2 separate regions of the Homo sapiens genome follow, and region 1 is linked to region 2. Evidence: chromatin loops called from intact Hi-C (ENCODE). Cell type or tissue: Caco-2. All regions are shown on one strand. Links, peaks and the distances in the headings refer to the core of each region. The heading gives the core; the rest is flanking DNA.

Evidence for each region. A loop is a pair of places that touch in the nucleus more often than their neighbours do. Peaks named below come from ENCODE experiments on the same cell type or tissue, not always from the same donor. Only the 100,000 strongest peaks of a DNase experiment are listed, where the experiment ranks them.
Region 1: it touches region 2 in a loop (9-fold over the local background); 9 of 110 quality-filtered maps call a loop at or near these places.

The regions. Positions count from the first base shown.
Region 1 is chr7:11,337,394-11,353,088 of GRCh38, reverse strand. LOC124901590 (a long non-coding RNA gene) reads left to right here and starts at 11,647. Exons shown (of 3, transcript XR_007060212.1): 1 at 11,647-11,741; 2 at 12,690-12,823; 3 at 12,908-15,695. In Caco-2, for the core only: a CTCF peak has its summit at 9,060 (motif pointing right); no DNase peak of the experiment used is centred there.
Region 2 is chr7:10,932,333-10,948,027 of GRCh38, reverse strand. COXFA4 (cytochrome c oxidase associated subunit FA4) reads left to right here and starts at 7,875. Exons shown (of 4, transcript NM_002489.4): 1 at 7,875-8,012; 2 at 9,132-9,220; 3 at 9,881-9,938; 4 at 14,336-15,695. The coding sequence starts at 7,971. The coding sequence ends at 14,392. It overlaps LOC107986767 (a long non-coding RNA gene), which reads right to left and starts at 7,772. Exons shown (of 3, transcript XR_001745091.3): 1 at 7,297-7,772. RefSeq lists a silencer at 7,343-7,592 and enhancers at 6,818-7,738, 7,623-7,892. In Caco-2, for the core only: no CTCF peak of the experiment used is centred there; DNase peaks (open chromatin) are centred at 7,517 and 7,837; H3K4me3 peaks cover 2,844 bases.

The DNA of each region.
Region 1 (15,695 bases), core at 4,314-12,313, 410 kb before region 2:
CCTCCTTCAGCTGCAAGTAACACCCAGGCTTCCAGGGGATGGAGAGTACCCTCACCTCTGTGACTTCAGCCCAGAGGCAGATTTTCAATTAATTATCCAGAGCACAACAGAAACCAGTCCATTGGTTTCACCAAGACTTTACAGAAGGATCTGAGACAAAGGAAGGAAAGAGCATATTTACAAGCAGCATTATTTATGGCTACACATAGCAGGCATAAGCTCAGCTGTATCTTCAGGGTTCCTTGTCAGACTCCCCTTTCCTGGTTCATTGCTCACCAGGACAGTTTAGAGCAATTCCACCCAGACCCTTGATATTTGTTAGTGTTACTTCCCTGAATCCCCAAGCTCACCTTCTAGTGCAAAGCCTACTTCCACAGGCTTCATTCTCTGAGCAGCTGGGGAAGTACATACCCCAACAAGATAATCACATTGTGTTTGACATCACAGCATTTCCCAGTTATGAGAGGATTACAGACAACTTTCACTTTCTTATTTATGCCTTTTTATTTACTAGAATGTATATAGAAGGTAAATATTATTTTCATAACAAAATTTAACATTTTCATTCAAAAAACAATAAACTCATTTCTGAGTAATGTTTGTTGTGGTGGAGGACACTTTTCTGGAAAAAAATGAAATTTTCCTTTGTAAAGATTAATTTCGTGAAGCATACACAAGTATCAATAGCCAAATCAATCAAGCAGAATAAAGGATATCAGAGACTGAAGATCAACTTAATGAGATAAAGCTCGAAGACAAGACTAGAGAAAAAGGAATGAACACAGCCTCCAAGAAATATGGAACTATGTGAAAAGACCAAACCTACGTTTTACTAGTGTACCTGAAAGTGATGGGGCGAATGGAAACAAGTTGGAAAACACACTTCAGGATGTTATCCAGGAAAATATCTCTAACCTAGCAAGACAGGCCAACATTCTGATTCAGGAAATACAAAGAACACCACAAAGATACTCCTCGAGAAGAGCAACCCCAAGACACATAATCATCAGATTCACCAAGGTTGAAATGAAGGAAAAACTCTTAAGGGCAGCCAGAGAGAAAAGTCGGGTTACCCACAAAGAGAATCCCATCAGACTAACAGTGGATGTCTTGGAAGAAACCCTACAAGCCAGAAGAGAGTGGGGGCCAATATTCAACATTCCTAAAGAAAAGAATTTTCAACCAAGAATTTCATATTCAGCCAAACTAAGCTTCACAAGCAAAGGAGAAATAAAATCCTTTACAGACAAGCAAATGCTGAGAGATTTTGTCACCACCAGGCCTGCTTTACAAGAACTCCCGAAGGAAGCACTAAACATGGAAAGGAAAAACTGGTGCCAGCCACTGCAAAAACATTCCAAATTGTAAAGAACATCGACACTACGAAGAAACTGCATCAACTAACGGGCAAAATAACCAGCTAGGATCATAAGGACAGTATCAAATTCACACATAACAATATTAACCTTAAATGTAAACGGACTAAATGACAGGCAAATTGGATAAAGAGTCAAGACCCATCAGTGTGCTGTATTCAGGAGACCCATCTCACATGCAAAGACACACATAGGCTCAAAATAAATGGATAGAGGAAGATTTACCAAGCAAATGGAAAGCAAAAACAAAAATAAAAAAGAAAAGCAGGGGTTGCAAGCCTAGTCTCTGATAAAGCCGACTTTAAACCAACAAAGATCAAAAGAGATAAAGAAAGGCATTACATAATGGTAAAGGAATCAGTGCAACAAGAAGAGCCAACTATCCTAAATACACATGCACCCGATACAGGAGCACCCAGATTCAGACAGAAAATTTTAGACAGAAAATTAACAAGAATGTTAAGGACTTGGACTCAGCTCTGGACCAAAAGGACCTAATAGACATCTGCAGAACTCTCCACCCCAAATCAACAGAATATACCTTCTTCTCAGTACCTCATCTCACTTACTCTAAAATTGACCACATAATTGGAAGTAAAACACTCCTCAGCAAATGCAAAAGGATGGAAATCATAATGAACAGTCTCTCAGACCACACTGCAATCAAATTAGAACTCAGGATTAAGAAACTCACTCAAAACCACACAACTACATGGAAATTGAACAACTTGCTCCTGAATGACTACTGGATAAATAACGAAATTAAGGTAAATAACAAAATTAAGGCAGAAATAAATAAGTTATTTGAAGCAAATGAGAACAAAGACACAATGTACCAGAATCTCTGGGACACAGCTAAAGCGGTGTTTAGAGGGAAATTTATAGCAATAAATGCCCACAAGAGAAAGCAGGAAAGATCTAAAATCGGCACCCTAATATCACAAAAGAACTAGAGAAGCAAGAGCAAACAAATTCAAAAGCTAGCAGAAGACAAGAAATAACTAAGATCAGAGCAGAACTGAAGGAGATAGAGACATGAAAAACCCTTCAAAAAATCAATGAAATCAGGAGCTGTTTTTTTGAAAGATCGATAGACTGCTAGCCAGACTAAATAAACAAGAAAAGAGAGAAAAATCAAATAGATGCAATAAAAAGTGATAAAGGAGTTGTAACCACTGATCCCACAGAAATACAAACTACCATCTGAGAATACTATAAACACCTCTATGCAAATAAAATAGAAAATCTAGAAGAAATTGATAAATTCCTAGACACACACACCCTCCCAAGTCTAAACCAGGAAGAAGTAAAATCCCTGAATAGACAAATAGCAAGTTCTAAAATTGAGGCAGTAATTAATAGCCTACCAACCAAAAAAAGTCCAGGACCACATGGATTCACAGCCCAGTTCTACCACAGGTACAAAGAGGAGCTGGTACCATTCCTTCTGAAACTATTCCAAACAATAGAAAAAGAGGGAATCCTTCCTAACTCATTTTATGAGGCCAGCATCATCCTGATACCAAGACACAACAAAAAAAAGAAAATTTCAGGCCAATATCCCTGATGAACATCAATGCAAAAATCCTCAATAATACACTGGCAAACTGAATCCAGCAGCACATCAAAAAGCTTCTCCACCACGATCGAGTTGGCTTCATCCCTGGGATGCAAGGCTGGTTCAACATATGTAAATCAATAAACATAATCCATCACATAAAGAGAACCAGTGACAAAAACCACACGATTATCTCAATAGATGCAGAAAAGGCCTTTGACAAAATTCAACACCCTTTCATGCTAAAAACTCTCAATAAACTAGGTATTGATGTAACGTATCTCAAAATATTAAGAGCTATTTATGACAAACCCACAGCCAATATCATACGAAATGGGCAATAACTGGAAGCATTCCCTTTGAAAACCGGCACAAGGATGCCCTCTCTCACCACTCCTATTCAACATAATATTGGAAGTTCTGGCCATGGCAATCAGGCAAGAGTAAGAAATGAAGGGTATTCAAATAGGAAGAGAGGAAGTCAAATTGTCTCTTTTTGCAGATGACATGAATTGTATATTTAGAAAACCCCATCGTCTCAGCCCAAAATCTCCTTAAGCTGATAAGCAACTTCAGCAACGTCTCAGGATACAAAATCAATGTGCAAAAATCATAAGCATTGCTATACACCAATAATAGACAAACAGAGAGCCAAATCATGAGTGAACTCCCATTCACAATTGCTACAAAGAGAATGAAATACCTAGGAATACAACTTACAGGGGATGTGAAGGACTTCTTCAAGGAGAACTACAAACCACTGCTCAAGGAAAAAGAGAGGACACAATCAAATAGAAAAAAATTCCATGCTCATGGATAGAAAGAATCAATGTTGTGAAAATGGCCATACGGCCCAAAGTAATTTATGGATACAATGCTATACCCATCAAGCTACCATTGACTTTCTTCACAGAATTAGAAAAAACTACTTTAAATTTCGTGTGGAACCAAAAAAGAGCCCACGTAGCCAAGACAATCCTAAGCAAAAAGAACAAAGCTGGAGGCATCATGCTACCTGACTTCAAACTATACTACAGGGCTACAGTAACCAAAACAGCACGGCACTGGTACCAAAAGAGATATATAGACCAATGGAACAGAACTAAGGCCACAAAAATAACACCACATGTCTACAACCATCTGATCTTTGACAAACCTGACAAAAACAGCAATAGGGAAAGGATTCCCTATTTAATAAATGGTGTTGGGAAAACTGGCTAGCCATATGCAGAAAGCTGAAACTGGACCCCTTCCTTACACCTTATACAAAAATTAACTCAAGATGGACTAAAGACTTAAACATAGGACCTAAAACCATAAAAACCCTGGAAGAAAACTTAGGCAATACCATTCAGGACATAGGCATGGGCAAAGACTTCATGACTAAAACAGCAAAAGCAATGGCCACAAAAGCTAAAATTGACAAATGGGATCTAATTAAAATGAAGAGCTTCTACACAGCAAAAGAAACTATCATCAGAGTGAATAGGCAACCTATAAAATGGGAAAAAATTTTTGCAATCTATGCATCTGACGAAGAGCTAATATCCAGAATCTATAAAGAACTTAAACAAATTTACAAAAAAAAAAAAAAAACATCCAAAAGTGGGCTAAGGATGTGAACAGACACTTCTCACAAGAAGACATTTATGCAGCCAACAAACATATGAAAAAAAGCTCGTCATCACTGGCCATTAGAGAAATGCAAATCAAAACCACAGTGAGATACCATCTCACACCAGTTAGAATGGCAATCATTAAAGTCAGGAAACAACAGATGCTGGAGAGGATGTGAAGAAATAGGAATGCTTTTACATTGTTGGTGGGACTATAAATTAGTTCAACCATTGTGGAAGACAGGGTGGCGATTCCTCGAGGATCTAGAACCAGAAATCTGACCCAGGAATCCCATTACTGGATATATATGCAAAGGATTATAAATCATTCTACTATAAAGGCACATGCACATGTATGTTTATTGTGGCACTGTTCACAATAGCAAAGACTTGGAACCAACCCAAATGCCCATCAGTGATAGACTGGATAAAGAAAATGTGGCACATATACACCATGGAATACTATATTTTATGCAGCCATAAAAAAGGATGAGCTCATGTCCTTTGCAGGGACATGGATGAAGCTGGAAATCATCATTCTCAGCAAACTAACACAAGAACAGAAAACCAAATGCCACATGTTCTCACTCATAAGTGGGAGTTGAACAATGAGAACACATGGACACAGGGAGGGAAACATCACACACTGGGGCCTGTCAGGGGTGGGGGTGCTGAGGAGGGATAGGATTAGTAGAAATACCTAATGTAGATAACCGGTTGATGGGTGCAGCAAACCACCATGACACAAGTATACCTATGTAACAAACCTGCACGTTCTGCACATGTACCCTAAAACTTAAAGTATAATAAAAAAAGATTATTTCAAATAAACAAAAACTGAACCTCAGCAAGTAATTAAGATGTCATAAATCTACATAAAACAATGTAGTGAAGGAGAGTGTTGTCTTTAATAAACTAGATACTCATATGCTTGACTAAGGTGCTCTGGATTTTGAAAAAAAAACTAAGATAAATTCTCACTGTTTTAGTTGTCTAACACTACTATAACAAATTATCTTATTTTAATAATAAATTTTAATGATTTATTTTTAAAATTATTTAAGCCACAAATTTAGTGGCTTAAAACAACACAAACACTGGAGAACAAAAGTCTAAAATTAAGGGAACATCAGGGCTGGACTCCTTCTGGAAGTTCATGGGGAGAATTTTTTTCTTTGCCTTTTTCACCTTCTAGAGGCTTCCTGCATTCCCTCCTTGGCCCCTTCATTTCATCACTTTAGCTTCTTGCTTCCCTTGTCACATTTCCTACTATTATCTCTGATCTTCCTTCCTCCTTTGTGATTGCTTTGGGCCAACTCTGAAAATTCAGAACAACTTCCCCATCTTAAGATCCTTCACTTAATCACACTTGCAAAGTCCCTTTTACCATGTAAGATAGTATCTTTGGTGATTCTAGGGATCTTTTTTGGGGAGGGACATACTCAGCCTATCACATCCATTTATATTTATGCTCTTACTAAGTAGCTACACAGATGTTGCCAATATACATACAAATTCCAAATTGGAAAACTCTGCAGTAATTGTTTATTTTAAAGGCTTACACAATTTTTTTATTTTATATCTTGAATTATTTTTAAAAATAACCTCAGATTAGAAACTGGTTAACCTCTAAGTCTTTTCATGTATAGACATAGAAGAATAGTTGTAAATATGATTATGATCACTTTTTGAAAATGTAATCATTCCTAATCATGCCTTTATAGAAACACTTAGTCCAGAGATTCTATAGTCTCTCCAGTGAACCTTTGCAACTGTTCTTTTCCTAGAAGGAAAGGGAATGGGTAGTGCGGGAAAGGAACGGAGAGGAATAGGAGGGGAGGGGAGGTGAAGAAGAGAAGAGAGGAGGGAAATGAGAAAAGAAAGAGAAGAAAAGACAAACTGCAGTTTAGGAGAAGCAAAACACTAAAGTCTAAGTGAGAGTTCTCCTTGTGTCACTCATTAGTCATATGACTAAACAAGTCACCTTATCTATCCTCCTATATAAAACTGGGCCGATTACTTTCTGCCTTGCCTTTCTTACCAGCTGGGGCAAGGATCAAATGAGATACATACAAACTCAGGCTATTATCATCATCCTGCAGGGTGAGGCATTTAAACTGCTCATGTCCTACTTGTCATTAAGATCACAAGGAGAAACACTTCCAGTCTGAGCTATTTACCTCGAATACAGAGCAGGGTACAGTGAATCCAAAATTTCTTGTCTTCACATAAAGCCTTCCAAGGGGAAAAAGAAGGATCATTTTAAAAGTAAAAAGTGTTCTTTAAGAAACAAAGATGTCTGTGCCATGTACAGACTTAATGATGACTTATCTAGTGAGTATAGCTCAGTGAATTTGTGAGCAAAATTGGCCTACTCCAGCTTTATTTCTTCCACTTTCAAAAAGTTCTGTCAAGTTTTCAAAGAACAATGGAAAACCACCAAAAAGAATATATATTTCAGGCTGGGATGGCCTGAACTGTATAATTTGAGCTCCATCCTGTTTCCTGGGATAAAACCACTGCATTGTAAAATATGCTTATTCATATGATAGAGTCAATTGGCTTAAACAATTTTAAGCTTCTCTTAGTTGCCTGAGTTTCCAAAAATTATGTTTTTGCACATAAAACATCAAGAACTTCTTTAGCAAACCGCAACATTATAATTGGCAATACCACACCTCAAATATTTTGCGTGGACATATTCCAAATTCCAGGCCTTTAAGAGCTAGATGATTCAGTATTTCCAGATCTTCTCAAGGCAAGGCTGGCAATCAACTGTAAGAATCAACAGTAGCTTTGTCTAGCTTAAAGAAAACCTGCTTCAACTTCTATTTAATATTACTGAGAGCCATCACATTTCTCTTTGACAAGACTGTTTGCACAAAGGTTTCTCCAGAGAGAAAGCCATGAGATTAATTTACCTCCACCATGGTGATTGACTCCAAAGCAGCTGATGGGCAACTGAAGTGTCTCCAATCTCCCTCACAAATTACTCTAAATGGTTTTGAGGATAAACTTGCCAAGCCTGTTTTGCCTAGCAGCTCTGACAGAAAAATGGGCAATTGACTTAAATAAAAAACAAGAGGATCCATTTGGGCTCTTCATAATAAAACTGCCAAGGGGCCTTTGTTAGTTGATGTTTGAGAAGCCACAGATATATCACGTACATCTAGAAATTAAGGAGCCTGTTCTACACACACTTCTTAGGGAATTCGTGATCCAACAACATAAAGCTGAGCTTGTCTAACAGGTAAATGCAGAGTAAGGCTAGCAGGAGATTTCATAAAATGTGAAGAAAAACATTCATCACATAATGTTGTGAATTCTGTTTCTGTCCATTGTTCTTAATGCTGATGAATCCCAAAGGAGAGTAATGTATTTCTCTGCTCCACTTTTTCGGAGAGGTGAATTGTGTCTCCACAGCCTTAAATTTCAAGAGAACCTGACATTAGAAAATAATCAAACTCTCAACAAAATACACATCACTTCAAGGTGGCATTATTTATAAGAGAAAAACATTTGGAAATAGCCTCTACTTTTAGTAATTAGAATTGGTTAAATAAATCTCATATAAAACTATGAAAACTATTTTATAGTCATTAAAAATTTAGTTCTTGAATCACGTGGAAAAAATGTTTATCTTGAAATATCAGTTTTAAAAAGAACCAAACTGATTAAAATTTTGTCAAAGAAAAATTGTAAATATATTACATCTATGAAGAGGTTAAAGTCTGAAGAAGGAAAATATATAAAACTAATAAAAAAGGGTTTTTCTGGAGAACAAATTATAGGTGTCTTGTTTATTCTTTAATTATTTCTGAATTTTTCCAAGTTATCTGTAATGAACTTGTGCTACTTTTATAATCAAGAATTATATTTTAAAATCACAGAATTCAATCAGGACGAATTTCTTCCAAAAAAAATCACTAATTGATGATCAAAGAAAGCCAAATAATATGCCCTTGTATAATTACATACATTCATCTATGCAAAAAAATGAGTGAATTACATAAATAAAACCATCTGATACTATATTATACCATAGGAATAGCTACGTGTTCCTTTAGTCTTTGCAAGAGCATCTGTCACAGTGAAAATACTCCACGTGATACAGTTAATGAGAAGGTTGACGACGTATTTTTGAAAAAAGTTTTTTCTAGGACAAAATGGCTCTGTGATTTTTAATCCTTCCCAGGAAAGACACCTGCACTTAATTTCACCCTTTCTTCTAAAACCATTTATTCCATTAGTTTCACCATCTCACTTTTCACAGCAAATATTACAACTCTTCAGAAGCTCTGCAGAACTTAATAAAACAGCAAACATAGTTATATATCCAGCAGTCATTTTAGACAATTAAACGCAGTTTTCAGTTTCTCTACACGAATTTGATAAGTTGGAGCCCAGACATTGCTTTGAACTGTGATGAAAGGAGGAATTTCTGTTTCAAGCGACACCGTGCCCAATTTAAATTTTGGGAACGATCACCATAAAAAGTTGTCTTGACCAATTTATTCCACTAGATGGCAGTCTTGGGATGCTACATGTAACGAAATTGTGTAATTTCTGAACATTAACCAAAAGACTAGGAAAAAGCAAGGCCATGGGAAGGTAAAATGAGGTTTAAAACGCTACAATAAGGAAATATAAACAAGCAACGGGGAAAGATTTAGGAATCACAGCTGAGACTGATAAGGGGAAACAAAAAATGACTAGACTCTCCTATCTTTATTAAGCATGCATTTTCAGATGTATAGCTCACTCCCTTTCTTGCTTTGCTTTCATTAATCAAGCCCTCATGGAGCCAGTCCCCACCAGTGAGTGGACCAGATTCAGTGTGGCCTTGTGATGATCAACTCTGGCTTATGGCTCACATGCATGGCAAGCAAAAGTGGGGATCTAAAAATGCACAGAACTGCTTTGCTGCCCTCTGAAATGGAAGGGGAAGGGAAGATAAACAGACACCAGTTAGCAATGCAAGATGGAAGATGGATCATGTTCCTATACCTCCCAAGATACCACTTTATGCTAACTGAATGATTCATCTTTTTATGCTAAAGAAAACTACTTTGAATTAAAATTAGGCCATTTCAGAATCCCAGCAGTTTGAGATCACATCACTGATTCTTTCTGACTGAAGTAAAAGCTGGAAGTGTAGCCTTACAAAGACTTGAAACTGAAAAACACTTTTTGCCCAGAATAGAGAGGACATGTAACAGTACCTCATGCCTCTCATCAGGCTGTAGCATTGCAGGTAACTGCTTAATGTGGCTTTCTATGCTTTTCCTCTTTGGACCCTTACTTTTTCCAGTACTGGTTATGAAATGGAATTCAGGCTTCAGTTATTTCAGGAATGCCACAGATGAACTCAGCAGCACTAAACCACCTGAGAACCCAAGGACAAAGAACTATCGCTGAGTCTCTCATAATTGGTCCTTATCCTTCCACTAAAGTCATCACTATTTGAGACTGAATTGCTAGTACAAAGACTGAGTAGAAATCACCTAATGGCATTCATTTACTGGGTCAAGAAGGCTGTTTATTTTATTCTTAGAAAACACTGTTAATTCTTTAGTCTCCCCTTTCAAGAATTCATCTAGCACAATATTTGTCTGTAATTCTTATTAGTAAACCAGGGCAACTCCACAGATGTAGGAGAATGGTGTCAGGTGACTGCCTCATTATGAATGTCAGACTGAAGTTTAGGATATGAATTTCTAATTTTAAAAAATAGTCAATCAGGATGATAAAAATTTAGATAATCCTCAAATGCCAAAATGCTAAAAAAAAAAAAAAAAAGAAAGAAAAGAAAAAAGAAGCCATTGAATAGCACATCATTAGGAATAATGTGGAATAGAATACAAGCATCATCACGTACGCTATTACAAAAACTTAGTGACTATATATTTTTACCTAATCAAATATTGTTATTCGTTTCAACAGAAAGTAAATACTTTCTTTATCATCCAAATTGTCCATCTATATTGCACTAAATGTGTACCTGAAAATTTCCTGTTCAAGAATCTGTATGTATTATGTTTTGAAATTCAGTGTACAATAAATCCACTGTAAATCTATAAAATAAATACGTACTTGAACAGAGATGCTCATACAAGCATACATTGGGATAATATGAATGGAATGAATGAAAATATTGAATTAAGAAGTTTGATATGGAAAATATAAGACAATGGATATATTTTTCCTGGGGACTTGGTAGGTCTTCTTAAAAGGCATAAAGGAAAATATTAATAATTTTGGCAATATTAAAATTTATAACTTTGTTGCAAAAGGCATAACAAAATTAAAATATAAGAGATTGAGTGAAGTTATTTCCATTGTGCCTCCAAGACAAAGGATTAGAACCCAGAATATATATAAAGAATACAAATTACCCAACAAAAACAAATTGGCAAATATACCCAGCAAATCTCAGGTTAGGACAAAGTATATAAATATGATCCCAACTCTTCTGTGAGCCAAGGGAAAGGCTAAAGTAAAAAAAGGACAGTTGAAAGCAGAGGTGGAAATGGAGGGAAGACAGAAGATAATTTCATTGCCTTTGCATCTCCTCAGCTGTTGGCTACAATTTTTTTAAACTTTTACTTGCCTACCATTTATTTCAACTTTTGTACATGAATTAACTATGTTTTTTTAAAAAAAAAAAGTCCAGATTTCCCTAGTTTATTGTATCAAGAAAGCCTTAAACTCTATTCACAATAACTCAAAGACACCAATGCCAGGTAGAAGAGGAGGTGGTTGAAGAAAAAGAACAGACACTCTATTGCATACAAAGATGTAACGAACATTTTTAAAAGAACAATGGTCAAGTCTAGCCTTTAGGTGTAGATTTGATTCTGCATCAAGATGATGAATGAAATCCTGTGTATGGATGGCACTCAAATTTCAGATATGGTTCTGAGATTCTGACAAAGTGGACCACTTTAAACCAGGTCTTGTCTAGGAAAATCATAAGCAACTCAGCCCAGGCTTTACAAGTTGGCAATACAGATTTCCACAAGAGAGCAGCACGTCCTCAGTTTTGAAAAGTACGTTGGTGTGTTTTGCTTCCGTTCTCCACTCCAGATTTTTTTTTCCTTTCATACCAATGGCTGCTAAACACAAACATGTTTGGCTTCATCTGGGAACACTGATGTGAACAGAATACATTCCTCCTCTATGCAGGCACAGGTGAGATTCTACTGCACACATGCTTATCATTTGCAAGAACACAGACCTGACCCAGCATAAAGAATGTGTTAAATGACAATGGGGACAGTGGAGAGCTGTTCGAGATTATGTAATCTCATTCTACACAAGCTGATAGAATTTTTCTCTTTATTAAGCATTGTTTACCCTCAGAAAATTTATCTTCCTCTCTTGGGTGAGTATATATTCACCAAAAACTTACAGCAACATGTACTGCTTATGTAAACATACGATGGATAGAGGTACTGTTTTCAACTTAAAAATATATATATTTATACAATTTAGAACCTTGTTTCCAAGGCAATTAAATTACAATGTTTTCATCTTGACTGAGTACCAAAAAGGTGCCAGGTTCTATAGTTCATATGGAAATAAAGTTAGGAGGGTATTAATAATATAAGAATTCAGTTTTTATTGTCTTTAATTTTAACACACAAAAAGAAAAATTGAATTTTGCAGTAAATATATTTTCCAAATTGGTAAAAGTTATTTTAATCTCAAATCTTACTGTCTGCATAGACTACTTAAGCATTTTGTAATTTAAGTAATTTTGATTTAATGAAACATCAAAGAACCTAAAAGTAAAATCCTCTGTTTTTTACCCTTATTATCTATAAAACAGATTTGTTTTGTTGGGTTTTGTTTTTGTTTTAAATTCCCTGAAGCTTGGGTTGTTTTCCAGGGTGAATTATTTACTAATACCTATTACCCTCAAAAAAGGAGATTTCCCATCAAACTACTGGCATCCACTAAGTAATAATAACCTAAGAAATCAGCTGTGCAAAAAAAGCTACCTAAAGGGGCCAGGAATGAATTACTTGTTTCATAGATAATTCTGTCTCTGCACAAAAGAAACAGGGGAGGGCTGCATTGTTCTTTTGATAACAAATAATAGAGACCTTCTCTTATTTTCTCCTTTGCCTGCTCCAGGAATGAAGATGGAAATTTAACGCAAAGCATCCTGGTCCTTGCTCATTATGATTCTGTAAAGTCCTGCCATTTAGGAAATGTGTCTCAATTTCTGTGGAGATGAAGCAGGAAGGTCAGACTGAGCTTTAATCAAGGTATCTCCCTGCTGGGGTAGGAAGGCTTCCCTCCCCTCATATATGTGGCTTTAATTTGACCGCTTTTTTTTTTTTTTTTTTAAGTGCCTGAAGCCATGTCAGGGTCTGGCCATGGCTGCTATTCACTTAATCCCTGAAGCCCAGTGAGTATACTGATATTGTCATTGACAATTTACTCTTGCGGTATTTTTCTGCTAAACTGAGAGGGATTTTGTCACTGGTGCACTATCAAAAATACATGAAGGACTTGCCCCTTATTAAGAGATGCCATGTCAGTTGAGGTCACATTTATAATGAAACCCCAGCAATGAGGAGTCTCCATCCCTCACAGGAAACAAGGAAAAAAGCAGAACTCTTAAATTGCTCTATGCTGCAAGGAGGATTAGCCTCCTCCTGGGGAAAATGTAGTGGGCTGTCATGCCATTTTGTTCAAAGGATTTCCCCTTCTTCTCGCTGCCTTGAACTCCTTGTCATCGTCTCTCCCCTCACCCTGCCCCACCAGCATCCCCAATGCACGGGCACGGCCCCCAACCCCTTTGGCAATCTTCTTCATCCCTTTTATTTCATAAGAATTTCTTTTCTTTTTCCAGTGTCCTAGATGCTATAATTCATTCTGCATTAGGTGGGGATTACTGATTGACTCCCGAGAAGTCTGGAAAGTTAGACATTGATAAATCAGGTAGTTCTTGGGTTAAGAAGGGTGTCATACATGCTGCCAGACTTGATACTAGGTATGCCAGCTAAATTTTCCTCTTCAATTTGAAAGTCTCTCAAATCCCACTGAAGTGGTAGACTATATGCATTAAAAACAAAACTTGATTGCTGTTCATCAAGTTTGAAAGAATATAGGTTTCCACCCTTGGGCATTAGACATATGAAATGGTTATGAGTGGGGCAGCCAACCCTAGACAAAACCATAGGAATGGGAATCCTGTCACTGCCCCCTCCGCCACAATTACCCTTGTCAGCCCCCTCTCCCGAGGCACCTTTTCTTCCCCATTCTTCCTCTGGCTGGCTATCTGTTGCCAGTTAAGGGATTATTAACGTTATTTTAAATTGGAAACATTTTCAGACAGGTTTGCAACTGAAAAGTGAGAATCAAGAAAGTTCTTCCATATGGCCTTTGGAAGTCTGCTTACCTGAGTTCTAAATAAAATCTCCAAAACAACTTCAAGGATGTTGTTTGTAATTAGGGACTTTCAAGGAGGTTAGGAGCTTCTCCATGTTGTCCTCTTTCTTTACTTTAACAGACTGTTCCTAATGAAATACCTGTCCTTTTGCTAAAATACCTTGAACTAAGATATTAATATTAAGAGATTAAGTAACAGTGCTTCAAGAAATAGAAAAAACCATTCTGTTAATGCCACAAATATTCCCCTCCCAACTTTTTGGTTGTCAAAATCACCTGCTCTTACTAGATAACACCTAGACTTTTCTAAACCATTTACAAGACACATTAACAAAGTGTCTTGGAAGCTGTGTCTCACCTCCCAGTTGTCAGCCCGGAGACTGCCCAATATCCAATGTCAAGGGATGCAAAGTTTGATTCTTATCTACAAGTCTTGGCCTTCCTAACCTGATAACAGCCATGTTCTCTCTCAATATTTATATTCTTACATTTGCTAAGGCTCTTAATTGAGAGCAACAAAATCAGGCTTAACAGAAGAAAATAAAATTTTTGTTAAGATGTGAAAGTGTCTTGCAGAAACTAAGGAAGACTTGACCAGCAGACCAAGGTAAGGGCAGAAACTCAGACGGTAGATGGGCCTCAAGAATGGCATTAGGATCATGGTAGGTCTCGCACCCCCGTCTCTGCTGTATATGTTCTTCAATCATATTCATTCTCTCTCTCTCCCTCTCTCCTCCCCACCCCTCTCCCCCCGCCCCTGCTTCTCTCTCAACTGGCATTGTTTTCTCTATTCCTTATGGCAGAAAAATACGATAACTAAGCGGTCTAAATTTTATACAGTATAGGTCTGTCATCTTGACAAAGACAGAATCATCCTCAGAACAAGTTTTAAAATGCAGACAAATGCTTTGGCCTATACAAATATCTTAATTTGGGGATATAAATTGTGTTCAGAAGATGTACTCAGATGTTAGTGCACCCTGGAACATGGTGGCCAAAAAAGGTCAAGAAACGGAATGAGTACTTGTGATCAGCTGAATAATAATCACCAAAAATGTTGTTACCTTATTTGGCAAAAGTAACTTTGCAGGTGTGATTAGGTTAAGGCTCTTGAGGTGGGAAGATTATCCTGGATTATCCACTGTGCCCTAAAGGTAATCACAAGTGTCCTTATAAGAGACAGGCAGAGTGAGATTCAGTTTTAGCAGAGATGAAAGCAGAAATTGGAAGGACGTTCTTTGAAGGTGGAGGAAGAAACAACAAGCCAAGCAATACTGGAGTCTAAAACATGCAAGGAAACATATATTCCTGGAGTGTGCACAGACCTACTGATACCTTGATTTCAGCTTAGCGAAAGCCATTTCTTTTTTGTTTGTTTTTTGTGAGGCTTTGTTGTTGTTGATTTTTTCATGTGAAAGCCATTTCTGACTCCTGTTCTACATTACTGTAAAAGAATAAATGTGTGTTTTAGGCTATCAAGTTTGTGGTATTTTATTAGAGCAGACATAGGAACCTAATTTAGTAATTCTTTAAAATACAAGAATGGGGCCGGGAGTGGTGGCTCACACCTGTAATCCCAGCACTTTGGGAGGCCAAGGTGGGCGGATCGCCTGAGGTCAGGAGTTCAAGACCAGCCTGGCCAACATGGTGAAACCCCATCTCTACTAAAAATATAAAAATTAGCTGGGTGTGGTGGTGGGTTCCTGTAATCCCAGCTACTTGGGAGGCTGAGACAGGAGAATT
Region 2 (15,695 bases), core at 4,561-12,560:
TCTAATTATATATGTATACATCCTAGGAGCTCTGCTTCTCTGGTTGAGCCCTGACTAATATAAGTGCTTACATTTCTGACTTGTTCTAACTTTTCTTTACTTACTCTTCCTAGCCTGGTCCTCATTTGTTCATGTTCTCTCTAGGGTTTGAGCATTCAGCCTCTTCTCTTCTTACACTTTCCATTTTACACATTCTTTACAAACATGCTCATGAATTTCCATTGTATTAACTCTCACTTACATGCTATTTATGTTTAAATTGTAACCCCAGCCTAAACTTCTCTCACGAGCTTGAGTGATGTTTCTGCCTGCCTTCAGAGTATCTCTAATTGAGGATATTCCACAGCTATCCTAGACTCAACATTTCCAAAAATGACTTCATATTCCTGATCTTGGTAAGTAGCACCACTATATACCCATAACCTAAGTCATATACAAGTGCCTATTGCACGGCTTATCCTAAACCTTTGTAATATTTATGTACCTCCCCACTAGACTAAAAGTGTTGAAGGAAGACACCAGTGAGTTAATCTCCTTATCCTGAGCACTCAACATAATGAACAGTATATAGTAGGCACTCAATATATGTTTAATAAGTGAATAAGATAAGTGAACAAATGACTGAATGAATGGATGGATTTTTTTTAAAAAGATAAAAATTGCAGAGAAATAATAAGTGGCATCATAGAAGAGGAATAGAACATAGGTAATCTAAAAAGCCTATAAACTGAAGACCTAGGTCTTTGGTATAATATTCCAAAATTCATAGACAGAGTTTTCCTAAAATACTATTTAACCAGAAGGTTTCAGTGAAAAGAAGTACCACTACTTAAAATTGCTAGAGTCTCTACGCTTTTTAGTATTCATTGAATTTTGTACATCAAGTGCTTCAGGTATTTAATTTAAATTCATGACAATGTGTGAAGCTTTGAGATTTATGATGGTAGAAGTAAACTTCCACGGACCAAAAAATGTTTTCATTTTTCTAATAGAAATTTTATAATTAAATACAGTTTATGCCAAATAACCACAATACTAGTGGAAGAACATATTTGTTTTTAGATTAAGGATAGCTGTAGAATCTTTATTAACAAGTGAAGGTATAATTTGTATTTGTGTTATCAGTAAAACAACCAGTTGTCAATTTATCTACTAGAAAAATAATTAAGTGCTTAAATGCAAACAGAATAAAAAATATAAGATACTGTCTTCAATTTGCATTAATATAATTATACTCCATGACTCACTTATCAAATGACTTCTCTCTACAGAAACTAATTCTTCACTGTCACACACTGATAGTAACACATAATCACCATACCTTGTAGAATTTTCTAGGCCTGAAACATCAGGAAAAGTATGCAAGACAAATACTTTACCTTGGGTGCTACTGATATACTGCATAGGATTTTTAGAGCTATTTGCCATGTCTTACATTTAATTTGGACAACTAATATTTATATATTTTTTGTATTTTAAAATTATTCACAAAATTAAATCAAACACAAGAAGAAGAAATCCAGAGAGCACAAGTCCAAGTCTCAGAGGAGATGGGGCAAAGATATCTCCAATTTATGTCCTGCAGTTGTTTTATTCTGTGCTTAGATGCAAAATGTTTTATAAGTCTTTGCTGCCTAATGGATAAAGCCCCAAATCTATTTTTTTTGAGACCGAGTCTTGCTCTGTTGCTCAGAGCTAGGGTGCATTGGCACGATCTTGGCTCACCGCAACCTCTGCCTCCCGAGTTCAAGCGACTCTCCTCCCTCAGCCTCCTGAGTAGCTGGGACTACAGTCGCATGCCACCACACCTGGCTAATTTTTGTATTTTTAGTAGAGACAGGGATTCACTATGTTGGCCAGGCTGGTCTCAAACTCCTGACCTCAAGTGATCCACCTGCCTCAGCCTCCCAAAGTGCTGGGATTACAGGTGTGAGCCATTGTGCCTGGCTTCAGTTTCATTTCTTACAACTACTTCCTATGCAATCCACACCCCCATCACACTGAACTCATCTCAATTTCTTCCACACACTATGCACTTATATTATGAACTTCATTTCTCTGCCTTGTTCAGACTGTTTCATCCTATGAAATTCAATTCCCCTTCTTTTTTGGCCTGATCATTCTGCACAGCCCAGTACAACGTCACAGTCTTCATTAAACTCTTCACAGGCCCCACAGTCTTAATTCTTTCTGTATTATCAATTTTTGTTGTTGTTGTTGTTGTTTGAGGCAAAGTCTTGGTCTGTTGCCTAGGCTGGAGTGCAGTGGTATGATCTCGGCTCACTGCAACCTCCCCCTCCCAGGTTCAAGTGATTCTTCTGCCTCAGCCTCCCAAGTAGCTGGGACTATAGGCATGCACCACCATGCTTGGCTAATTTTTGTATTTTTAGTAGAGATTGGATTTCACTATGTTGGCCAGGCTGGTCTTGAACCCTTGACCTCAGGTGATCCACCCACTTTGGCCTCCCTAAGTGCTGGGATTACAGGCAGGAGTCACAGCACCCGGCCTCTGTATTATCAATATTTTTACTTTTGTTTTCTTCGTTACTCAAATCAAATCACTTTGGTTAAGCCTGGTGTCAAAAGAGAGAGAAAATATAATCTTTTACCAGTAAAAATATTAAATATTTGCAAGCAAAAGAAAATCTACCACAGTCTGTCCTTCTGATTACAATCATTCAGGTCTTTTTCCTCCCTCAAAATACACTCACCAAGTTGGAGATAACTTAAAAGCCCTATACTGTCATTATTTCCTGCTCAAAGTCGACAATCTATGAATAATGCTATAGTCTTTATGTTTGTTCTTGATATATCTCCTCTTGATCTGGAGATCTATGAAGAACAAAGACAAGTTATTTGCCCACAACACCCAAAATACAATGGTGAAATGGGAACTGGATAACTACAATGAATGATACTACTCAGAAAGTAAAGAATGGTCCTGAAATTTCACTGTCTTGAAGTTGCTGCTAACTTAAAGTGGGGAACAGTCCTTGTTTAGGCCCTGATTTTGCCATTTTGGGATTTTTTTTCGGGATTAGTTCCAGTCGAATTTTCTCTGTGGCTCTTGCCTCACACTCTGGCAAGTCTTGTCTTAGAGCTGTTTAAGAAAGCCATTAGAGAACAGACCCTCCTCGGAATATGAGTATGTCTCTCTACCGGCTTCCTACCTGCAAAAGATGGAGGAGCTCAAGTGTCTTTTCATATTTCAAACCATGAAGTTTCTTTAATCCAATGCTGATCATTCTTTTCACAGTACTTACTCTACTTCTATTTGATTTCAGTCAACTCCATGCGCCAATGCCACAGCCACAATTCTTTTTGAGACATACCTCTGTCTTTCTTTAGACTTAATGTCAGTCACCTTAATCCTATCACGCTTTGGTTGGAGAGCTACATCCTTACCTGTTTGTCCAGACTTTAAAATTGTTCAGCTGAAAGGATTTACTGAAGGCATCTTAATTTACTGAAATGTTTTAACAAAGGTATGATGGCCACATTCTTGATTGGGCCATTATCTTCCTATCAATTCATCTTTGTAGCCCAAATGCCTTCCCATCTTTATTTTAGACAGCTAGATATGAGAATCAATCAGATCTTCCAACTCTGCATGTCTCTAAATTTCTGAATGTTTTACTCCCTGTCATTACAGTTTGCAAACTGACCAATTATTTTGAGTCCATATCTTTATTGTACTACCTTGTCAACTGTAGCCAATAGTAACTGATACATGCTAATATACTCTTTGCCTGCTGTTTCACTGAAAGCTACCAGCTCACTGGGAACATTAACTGCCTTCCAATTAATTGAAATAAGTGTTTCACCAAATGTTCCAATACTGCATTACATATAGATAGCCATCCTTCTAGTCCCTGGTAACAGTTACTTTGTCACCTACTGCCAGGACCTAAATCCTATGCCACATATTTTAGGATTTTTATTATGGTAACATGTCACCACACTTTCAGTGTCAAATTATTTACTTGTCAGGGTAGGCTAGGTTATGCCACATTAAGAAACTACTCCCAAATCCAGTCACTTGCAACAATAGAGGTTTATTTCTCTATTTTTTTTTTCAAGACAGAGTTTCACTCTTGTTGCCCAGGCTGGAGTGCAACGGCATGATCTCGGCTCACTGCAACCTCCGCCTCCCGGTTCAAGCGATCCTCCTGCCTCAGCCTCCCGAAGTAGCTAGGATTACAGACACCCGCCACCATGCCCAGCTAATTTTTCTGTATTTTTAGTTGAGACAGAGTTTTACCATGTTGGCCAGGCTGGTCTTGCACTCCTGACTTCAGGTGATCCACCTGCCTCAGCCTCCCAAAGTGCTGGGATTACGGGCATGAGCCACCAGGCCCAGCCTATTTCTCATTCTTAATACATGTACACTGCAGGTCAGTAGTGGCTCTGTTCCAGGTAGTTCTTACCCTGACACCTAAGCTGATAAGCAGGCTGTATCTAGAATATTGCTAGTCTTGTGGCAGAGGGAAAACTGACAACATGGCACATGTTGGCTCTTAAAGTTTTTGCTTGTGCATGGCATGTGCTACTTCTCACTTCGCATTTGCTAATAAGGCAAGTCTTCTTATTAAGCTTGACCCTCATGAGGCAAGTGATATCTCCTTCTAGGTAGAGGCTGAAGCTATCTGCATACAATTTAATCTACAACACATACCAATTCCACTTCTGCAGCTCAGGAATTTTGCGTTGTTTCTTCTACCATGGCTTCTTTTTCCAGACTGTCACCTCTACCTGTCCCTACTTAAAATATAGGTGACATACTCTTTCCACTAACTTCAATGTGCAAAATTTAAACTTTCACAATTTGACATTTTGGTTAATATTTAATGAAATTTATATTTGTAACCTTGCTTTGTTAACATCTCTAAAGGCATCACTTAGGCCAGGTGCGGTGGCTCACACCTGTAATCCCAGCACTTTGGGAGGCCGAGGTGGGCAGATCACGAGGTCCAGAGATCGAGACCATCCTGACTAACACGGTGAAACCCCATCTCTACTAAAAATACAAAAAATTAACCGGGTGTGGTGGCATGTGCCTGTAGTCCCAGCTATTGGGGAGGCTGAGGCAGGAGAATCGCTTGAACCTGGGAGGCAGAGGTTGCAGTGAGCCGAGATCGTGCCACCACACTCCAGGTTGGGCCACAGAGCGAGACTCCATCTCAAAAAAATAAACAAACAAAAATAAATAAATAAAGGCATCACTTAGCTATCTATATTATTGTTGTCTCTAGAAGCTAGGTCAATGACAAAAAAAAGTTAAGTCTCGCGCCACTGCATTCCAGCCTGGGCGACAGAGTGAGACTCCGTCTCAAAAAGAAAAAAAGTTAAGTCACTGGATTTTAGTTTCTTTTTAATAATGGCATTTCTACATACCTACTTATTATCAACTGTTATTATTCAAAATAAAATATTGGAAGAAGAGGTCTCCCTTCTTCTAATTTATTTGCTGAAAGCCTATCTACACTCACTAAGGTTTCTTTGTTCACTTCTAAGTATTTTCCATGTTTTTGTGCTGATCTTTTAACACAGCCATGCTCCTTACCATAGCCTATAAGGTCCATGTCAGAGAATTGGACATAGACTTTACAGACTCCACTGTTTGCTCTCATTTTCCTCTTTTTCTCCTTAGTTATGGATCAACCACACTGATACTTTTTTAAGCACTCTTCTTCTTCTTCTTCTTTTTTTAAATCTCAAAGCCATTTCTCTTACTAATTTAGTGTTCTTCCCACATCTTTACCAGGTTACTTCCTTCCTTTCATTTAGGTTTCAACTCAGAAATCCTCAGACGGACCTTCCCTGTCCTGTCTACTTAAAGTAACCTCCTCTCCTCCACCTCTTCCATGTCATTGTCTGTCTCATTATTCTATTTTATTGGCTTGTCACTGTCTAAAAATTATCTCATTTGTTTATTGTTTGTCTTCCTCAATTAGTATGTAAGCTCCATTAGCAACGCAGAGTAATTTTCTTGTTCACTGCTATAACTCTAGTGGCTAGAACAGTGCCTAGTGGAGAGTAGGTACTTAAGAAAGATTTGCTGAATGAATGAAAAAAGACACCAGTCTTGATAAGCTTCATGACATATCACCTTAACAGTTACCATCTATTTTTTTTTTCCTACCTACTGGCCATACCTCCTCTTCTAAGCATTGCATGTTGGAATTCCTCGGCTCTGTGTCCTCTGTCTAAATTCTCAGTCAACTTTCTCTCCCTAAGTAATCTCATTCAGTCACATGGGTTCATTTCTTATCAGTAAACTGAGTCCTAAATTTATACTTATAGTGTAGTTCTCTTCTGCCCCATAGAGATCCACTTGAATTTTACATAGGCACTTATACATCATTCTCTACGGCTTATTTCAATAACTGGCATCAACAACCACAGAGCTGCTCAAAACTGAACCTCTGAAATTATTCTTAACTTCTCTCTCCTCACTCCTGGAGAGCCAACCACCAAGTCCTGTTGGTGCCACCTTCTAAACATCTCTGGAATCTTTTTTTCTCATCATTACATTCTCTACACTAGTTCAAGCTACCATTATCTGTCACACAGATTATGGACTATTGCAATGGCCCCTTGATAGGTCTTTCCCCTCTCACGCTTATCCCTTCTAATCAATTATTCACAAAGCAATCATTTAAAAACACAACCTTCCCAAGCTCTCAACATAAAACCCATGATGTTTAAGCGGTTATTGGCCCAGCAGATCTGATCCCCACCTTGCTCTCCCTTTTACTTTCCAGCCACACTAGACCTCATACAGCTCCCTCGGGTTTTCAATAGCTTCAGACCTTCACGTGTTATTACCTCCGCCCTGTACACCTGCATCCTCCGTTTTCACCTGGTTAATGTCCGCTCCTCCTTCAGAGCTAGTGTAACTTCCGGTGGAGCCTTCTCCTATGATTTCTAGTCCCAATTATTAATACTTGCTTGATCATTTGATTAATGCTTTAAGCTACGTATGAGATTGGAGAGGGTTCAGAGTGTACATTTTATCCCAATCCCCCCACCCTCCCCCGCAAAGCCTGTCCTATGGAAGTCCTTCGGGTAAAAAAAACAACGAAGAAAACAAAACAAAAGACAAATGAAAATTCGACTGGGGTAGTGGGAAAGATTATCTGTAGCTACACGACCATTGAAAACACATTTTAAAGATGCAATTTGGGACCAGGGACGGGGGATAGTGGCGTGTTGGAAAGGTCTTTGTGGCGACGAACTTTCAACCGAGGGCCAGGATCTGAGGGTTCAGAAATACACTGCCAGGACTATTATCACCTTTAAGTCATTTACTAGTTTTTAACTTCTGCTTGTCTGCGACAGCGTAACACAGGAAGCAGCTGCAGTCTTCTCAAACCGCAGCCGCTGACCTTAGCGGCAAGAGGCCCGACCTGCCCTCCAGGCGCCCGGCGCTCGGCTCCCAGAGGCGCCGCGCAGCTCCCTCAGCGGCAGTCACAGCTGGCCAGCGCGCACCCGGCACGCGCGCCCCCAGGGCCTCTGCGCGCGGACCCGGCTCTCAGGCGCCGCGGGAGAGGCCCCCTACTCACGGAGCGCGCGGCCCGTGCGCCCACGCTCCGACCGCATTCCTCAGTACGTGGCACCCTTGGAAAGTGCCTGTCTGGTCAATCGAAGAGTCCTCGTTTCGACCAAAAAAATTCCCCTCAGAAATATGCATGGCACGGCAATGAAGGCATTTCACTATGAAGTGGAATGATGATGGTCCGACCAGGTCAGGACGAACATATGAGGGGTTAGATCTAAGCAGGCACTATTAAAGACAGTCGCATCCGGGCCCTCCTGCCGCAAGCTGCCCTCCCAGCCAAGGGTCCTTCAGGTAGGAGGTCCTGGGTGACTTTGGAAGTCCGTAGTGTCTCATTGCAGATAATTTTTAGCTTAGGGCCTGGTGGCTAGGTCGGTTCTCTCCTTTCCAGTCGGAGACCTCTGCCGCAAACATGCTCCGCCAGATCATCGGTCAGGCCAAGAAGCATCCGAGCGTAAGTTCGTGACCGCTCTCCTAATGTTTTCCCTTGTCCTTCTTGCGTCGGGGTGCGCCTCTTTCTGTTCCCTGGGAACGTCCTCATTTACAGCCACTTACCGTCCGTCAGACCAGACCCTGCCTCGCCTAGTGTTTGTCATCTTAGTTGTCCCAGGCCTCTGTGACCCTCTACGCCATGCATTGTGGGGTTTTGTCTGACAGGAGGAAGGAGACGGACACTGCTCGGAAAAAAAACCTAGTTTTTTCTAGTTAGTGAATATTGGAACAGTCTGGTGGCCGCTCTCTTTTGCAGGTTGTGCGGTCCAGGAGGGATAGATGTGCGCTGTGTGGGTCAGAGACTAGCATAGGTCAGGTTCCCTATGTGTTATACCATCTCTGGAGGTTCTTGTATTCGCCGCATTGCACCACCAGGCCTTTTGGTAAATAAGAGGGGTCCGTGATCTTGGAATCCTCACTTTGTCTGGACGTCGTTGCTTTTGGGAAAATTTCGAAGTGTGGAAATTGCAGTTAAGTTCTTTGGCATCTCATTTTTCCTCAGCACATCAATGTGCTGTAGAGCTAAAAGTCTATGCAATCTTTAATCTGTCTTAAATCCGGTTCCCTAAATACGCAGCAAGCATTGGTAGCATTACGTTTTCAGAGATAATGCTTAAAGCCAGTATTTGTAATAGATACGTTTACTTATTCAGATTCTATTTTTCATACATCTTTATAGAGGCACCCTTAAATAATTTGCAAAGAATTTGTTTTTCAAGCCCCAGGATAAAGGAAGCCAGAAAATTTAATGGGAATGACATGTAAATATTAGAGAGGTGAAGAAGACTCGATACATTTTCTTGGAAATTTAAAAATGTACCTATAATTTGCTCCACATTAAAAAGTAAGACACTTAAACCAGAGTCATCTTAACATCCTTTCCAAATTCCATTTCTTTCTTTAGAACACAGTTATAAGAAATCTTACCTCAATGTAAGATCTACTTTATTTAAATTTTAAGACAAAACAGTCCAATAACAGTTTGAGACTTGGAAATCAATGTGCAGAAACTACTGTAATCTCTCGTTGGCCAGTGTTTTAAGTATTTGAAGATGGTTATTCTATTTTGTGTTTGGTTTAGTTGATCCCCCTCTTTGTATTTATTGGAACTGGAGCTACTGGAGCAACACTGTATCTCTTGCGTCTGGCATTGTTCAATCCAGATGTTTGGTAAGTACTTAAAAATGTTTAAAACTTTGATAGCTGATCAAGGCAGTTTAGGAGCCACAGTCTCTGTAGGGCGATAACATTAGGGTAGTAGAAAGAATGTTACATTTACAGTCATACAATAAGTTCAGATCTCAAATCTGCTGTTTTCATTTACTTTTTTTGGTTCATGAAATTATCTAATTTCTCTGAGTCTCGTTTTCTCTTTGGTAAAGTAGAACTGCTAATACCAAATCTTGTAATGTTTTGAGGATTGACATAAAAATAATTGTTTTTATAAAATAATCATGGTTCTCGGCACATGTAAATGTTTTTTGCCTTCACTTGCACATTTGCAGTTGAAAAACAATAGACAATCAAAAGATTGATTCATCATTATTCTATGCACTTTTCTGTATATCACTTTATTAATTAAATGGAAAGGTTTTGTGAAAGCCAGATAAAAAGTATCTTGTGATAGGGATTCTGTGTTCTACCTTTTTTCTAATTGATTACATGAGATTGCTTATTATAGATCCTCTACCTGTTTCAACTTCATAATGAAATAACACCATACCTCATCTAATAGAAAATAAGATTGATCTGTTCAAAAATGTATTCTTAGTACAAAACACTAAATAGTGCTTTATTATTATAACAGTCGTAATGTTTTATTTCTTTTAGTTGGGACAGAAATAACCCAGAGCCCTGGAACAAACTGGGTCCCAATGATCAATACAAGGTAAACTACAAAATTGTTTTAAAGTTGTTAGAAATTGTGTTGTAATAAGTTTTGTCATGGGGTGGGTTTTCTTGAAACTGGATATACGAGTAAAATTCCATTATATTGAACTTTAAAGAGCTGTTAGGTAGTTCTGTGAAATGAAAATGGTATATTGCTCTAATAAATATTTTTTGCTAGGTATTTAATTGCTAGTATAAGAAAAGAAGGAAAAATAGTATAGCTATCATTTACCATTTTCTTAGTTCTTAGGTAGTCTAACACAGTGTTCTCAAACTTCATTATACATAGAGCTTGTTGAAACACAGATTCTTCAGCCTTATCCCCAGAGATTCTGATTCAGCTGGTCTTTTGTGGGGCATGAGAATTTAGAGTAGTCTGTGGAACTACTCTTCTAGAGAATGATTTCATGGACTGAGACCATTTATTGATTCCCCAAACATAACCTTCCTTATGTGTAAAAAATTTTGCATACAAAGACCCTGCACAGCATCAAAACCAAGGGCAGGCCAGGCACGGTGGCTTATGCCTGTAATCCCAGCACTTTGGGAGGCTGAGGCGGGCAGATCACTTGAGATCAGGAGCTGGAAATCAGCCTGGCCAATATGGTGAAACCCCATCTCTACTAAAAATACAAAAATTAGCTGGGCATGGTAGTAGGTACCTGTAATCACAGCTGCTCGGGAGGCTGAGGCAGGAGAATCGCTTGAACCTGGGAGGTGGAGGTTGCAGTGAGCCAGGATCACGCCACTGCACTCCAACCTGGGCAACAGAACCAGACTCTGTCTAAAAAAAAAAACCCAAAAAACCAAGGGCGGCTTCATTAAGATACCATACCATTCACATACCATACAGTTGACGTGTTTAAAGTTTATAACTCACTCAATGCACTTTCCATAATATCAAGCCATTTCATCAAAAGAGAGTAACTGGCTGTTTGATTTATCACTCTGAAGAACAGGGTCCCCGATCAGTGTGTGTCCAGCACTGCTTGACAGGTGTACATCTATGATGGATTATTACTCATAGCAACGTTTTTTTGTTGTTGTTGTTGGAGACAGAGTCTCACTCTGTCGCCCAGGCTGGAGTGCAGTGCCATTATCTTGGCTCACTACAGCCTCCACTTCCCAGGCTCAAGTGATTCTCTTGCCTCACTCTCCTGAGTAGCTGGAACTATGGCACGCACAACCACACCCAGCTGATTTTTTGTGTTTTTAGTAGAGATGGGGTTTTGCCGTGTTGGCCAGGCTGGTCTTGAACCCCTGGCTTCAAGTTGATCCGTCTGTCTCAACCCCCCAGTGCTGGTATTACAGACGTGAGCCACTGTGCCCGCAGCCTGATAGCAACTTTTAACATCACCCTTTGTGGATTTCACGTTTTCCCCTTAACCTGATTATAATTTGGCTTCTAAATCCTTCAGTAAATCTCCTTACAAGAAGAAAATAAAAATGCAATGGCTAAGCTGAAACATCGATCTCATCTGTGTTATATTTTGCCTCTAAAAAGATAAACGGGCATCCTGATTTGTTTTTATGTCTTATGACATTGTTTATGAATTTGTTTAAACTAAGTCCATTCCAGAGAAAATAATTCCACATACAAGAAACTTTTAAAAAGTAAACAAACAAACAAAAAAACTAGCAGGCTTTGATTCTTCCACCAAAGAGCGTATTGGAATCTATGGGTATGTGTAGTTCAAAAAGTGTAACAGATGATTCCGATAATGCAGCCAGTCTACTAATGTTCTGAAATATCACAACACATGCCAATATGAGGCCTTGGGAACCGAAAATGAAATGTTGCTGTAACAACATAGCTGTTAATAGCTATGACACTGATAGCAGAGTCTGGAAAGATGAAGAGTGTCATGTTATGAAATGACAGAAATGAAAAGGAACCAAATCCAGAAACTTGAGAAGCTGGAGTAAATGAAACCTACTTAATACTTTTTCTAAACCCATTCAGGTAGACTAGATTATTATCTCCATCATTCACAATCTCTCACCTAAGAGAATATGTTTTTCTGGCCCACTGACATCAGATTTGATTTGTGACTTGCTGTGGGAAATTATGAGTTGGAGGAAATGATACCTGCCACTCTTGGACCATTATGTGGTCCCTCCGTTCTTTTGCTTCTCTCATGAGACCAAAATTGACAAGTAAGGGCTACTTATTCACCTTAGAATTGGAATGAAACAAATATGGAGCAATCAGCATACAGATGGCATATAATGTGAGTGAAAAGTGAACTTTTGTCGTTGTAAGCCGCTAAGATTTGAATGTGTTAATTTGGGCTGCCGTAACAAGATACTGTAGACCAGGTGGCTTAAACAACAAATTTATTCCTCAGTCCGGAGGCTGGGAAGTCCAGATCAAGGTGCCAACCAATTCTGTTCCTCATGAGGGCCCAATCCAGTTGTGTCCTCACAATATGGAAGGAGAGGAGTGAGCCCTCCTGTAAAGGCACTAGTTAGAGTGTTCCACCCTCATGACCTAATTACCTCTCAAAGGCCCAGCCTCCAAATACCATCACCATTGGCGTTTGAGGTTACAACATGAATTTTGGGAGGACATAAACATTCAGTCCGTAGCAGAGGATTATTTGTTGCCATGCTATAATCTAGCAAAAGCTATGAATAAAACAGCAAGAGACAGGACCAAAATAAGATTTGAGCATTAAAGGCCCAGCAATACTTCTCAACTGAATAACAGTTGAAGCTCCCCAAAGCTAAGATCAGAATATGTTGTGCCTTCCCAACTATTGTTTCAGAGACTCTAAAAGTAGCCAGCATTAAACTGAGAAAAAGAATAGAGGTAGGGAAGTTGAAAGCAGGTTTTAAAATTCTAGAGAGAATTTTGGATATGAAGCAAGTAAATCAGGAGCCTGCTTAGTTTTAAGAAAATTGGCAACAATGCCATGAATGTGCTTTTGACTCTGCGTGGGTGTAGGGCCTTGATCCTGCAAATCGTAGAACTTGATCTCAATTACCTCTTTTATAAATTAAGAATCAGAAGGGTTATTGTGATGATTAACTAAGATATACATAAAGCATCTAGCCCGGTGCCTGGGCAGGAGCCCAACAAGTGTTTATTTTCCTGTCCTTAATATATACCTGCAGACCCTTCTGTAAATTATTTCTGATATTTTGTTAATATGTTAGAGGATAGCACAAGTAGTTTCTTTTTCTTTTTTTAACCTTATTGTCTAGGTTAATTGTTTCTTAAAAGAACACTGTCAGAACAAAGAATACTGCTTTATGGATTATTTATAATTTTCTGTCCATAAAAGTCTGTATCTGTCTGTATCTCAACGATAACTTGGTAATAAGCTTTACAACCTGAGGATTTTTTTTGTCAGTAAAATACTTAAGAGTTTTTCAGAAATAAATAAGTTCGGGTATATTTGAAGAAATAAAAGGGGTTTGAAGAAAGAATGAATATAGATTTGTGAACTTCATGCTTAAAAACCCTGAAGAAAATGTTTATCATTCTGAAATTGTGGTTCTTTTGGAGATAAATAACATAGTCTTCAAGTAATTATAGCACAACCTCTTTAGCATTCTTTGGCACAAGAATGAGTAAACCCAAGATTTTAGCCTTATTTGGGCTTGTGTACAAGCATTAATATGTCCTTAGTAGAAACTCTGGACCAGTTTCAAATATGTCATTTTTTTTTAAGTTACTGAGAGAGGGAGTTTTTTTTTTTTTTTTTTAAAGCAATCACAGTAAGATTTATTTCTAAAAATTAATATTAATTGATTATAAAGAAATGTTGGAAATGTAAACAGCAAAAATACCGTATTATTTAAAAGCCATTACCAGAGTTGAAGTGTCAGTTTGATATTGAATATAGTCTGGATTAGGAAATTAGTGAGAGAGAGAAAATATCTTAGAAGTTATGTAAACCACAAAACAAAGCAGTACCTTATATTACTAGCCTCTTTTTGTTGCAGGATCTCTCCCTCTAAATTACAGCAGTTCATTCAGCAAGTAGGGAAGGTAATTCTTGTTAATCCTCTATTCTGTTGGCGATTCTTCCACGTACTTAGTAGAGTTAAGGCAAAAACTTACCGAATTGGAAGTATGTATCAGAAGGAATTCTTAATTATTCACTTTGAAATAAAAGAATTTTCCTTATAGGTTCCAAGTAGTAGACTGTACTATAATACTGCTCTTCTGAAATAAATTGAATATTTTTACCTTGCCAAAACTATCATTGAAGGCTGGAATTTTAGGTACAGTATTTTTCTGTGAATGATTTTATGTTGTTAAATATTCTTTTAAAAATTCATATCTGTAATTGTTACTGTAGAAAACCAAATACAAAGAATTCTAAAACCTTTGTACCGTCTCTGTGTATTTGAGATTACTTAAAATATCTTTTTTTCTGTTCCAAGTTCTACTCAGTGAATGTGGATTACAGCAAGCTGAAGAAGGAACGTCCAGATTTCTAAATGAAATGTTTCACTATAACGCTGCTTTAGAATGAAGGTCTTCCAGAAGCCACATCCGCACAATTTTCCACTTAACCAGGAAATATTTCTCCTCTAAATGCATGAAATCATGTTGGAGATCTCTATTGTAATCTCTATTGGAGATTACAATGATTAAATCAATAAATAACTGAAACTTGATATGTGTCACTTTTTTATGCTGAAAGTATGCTCTGAACTTTAGAGTATAGGAAATTAACTATTAGAATTTAAAGAATTTCTTGAATTTCTGTAGTTTGAAAATACGACTTTAAGCTGCTTTAGTAAAACACTTCCATTTTGTGTATAGACTGTTGGTAACTTCACTAGAGCATACATAACAACTGGAACTGGAAATTATACAAAAGTAAATTGGGAAGGATACTCCAGCATCTGACACTGGCAAAATGGAAACCTTTGAGTTTCTCTTACTGGCTGTTGAAGTGTGTGCAGTTTTTAACAATGGTTTTTACTTGGCATCTCTTTGTTGTGATTTTCAAGGTTATAAGTTGCTTTGGTCCTAGGATTGAAGTTGAAATCTGAGTTTATCAGTGCTAACCATGGTGCTAGTAGTCAAGAGATCTTGAGAATTTTGGCTGCTGAGTCTTGGTGCAGGGTGCAGGTTTTCTTTTCTTTTTTCTTTTTTTTTTTTTTGAGATAGTCTCTGTCACCCAGGCTGGAGTGCAGTGGTACAAACATGGATCACTGCAGCCTCTACCTCCCGGGCTTAAGTGATCCTCCTGCCTCAGCCCCTAAGTAGCCGGGACTACAGGTATGTGCCACCATGCCCAGTTAATTTTTGTAATTTTTTTTAGAGACAGGGTTTTGCCATGTTGCCCAGGCTGGTCTCAAACTCTTGAGCTCAAGCGATCCATTCTCCTCAGCCTCCCAGGGTGCTGGGATTACAGGCGTGAGCCATTGCGCTTAGCCATGGTGCAGGTTTTCAAAGGCCAGGAAGTATATTCATAATTTTAAGATGGGGAATATAGCAAGTTTTCACATAGGTGTGTGTAAGTCATCACATCATAGAAACTTGAGGAATTCAGTGACATTAATTTTGGATTTTCATACGTAAGTATACAATTAAATGTTTACAGGGTAGTAGAAGCACATTTTAAATGTCAGGAACTGAACTAAGTATTTGAATTACGTGGATTATCTCAAAAATTTTGAAATTGTTAAACGAGTTGAATTACTTGAATTCATTCTGTTAGTCAAATGGTGGATATTTACACCCATGTAGTTTTGAATTTAGAGTGTGTAGAGTGTTTTCAGTTACCAGACT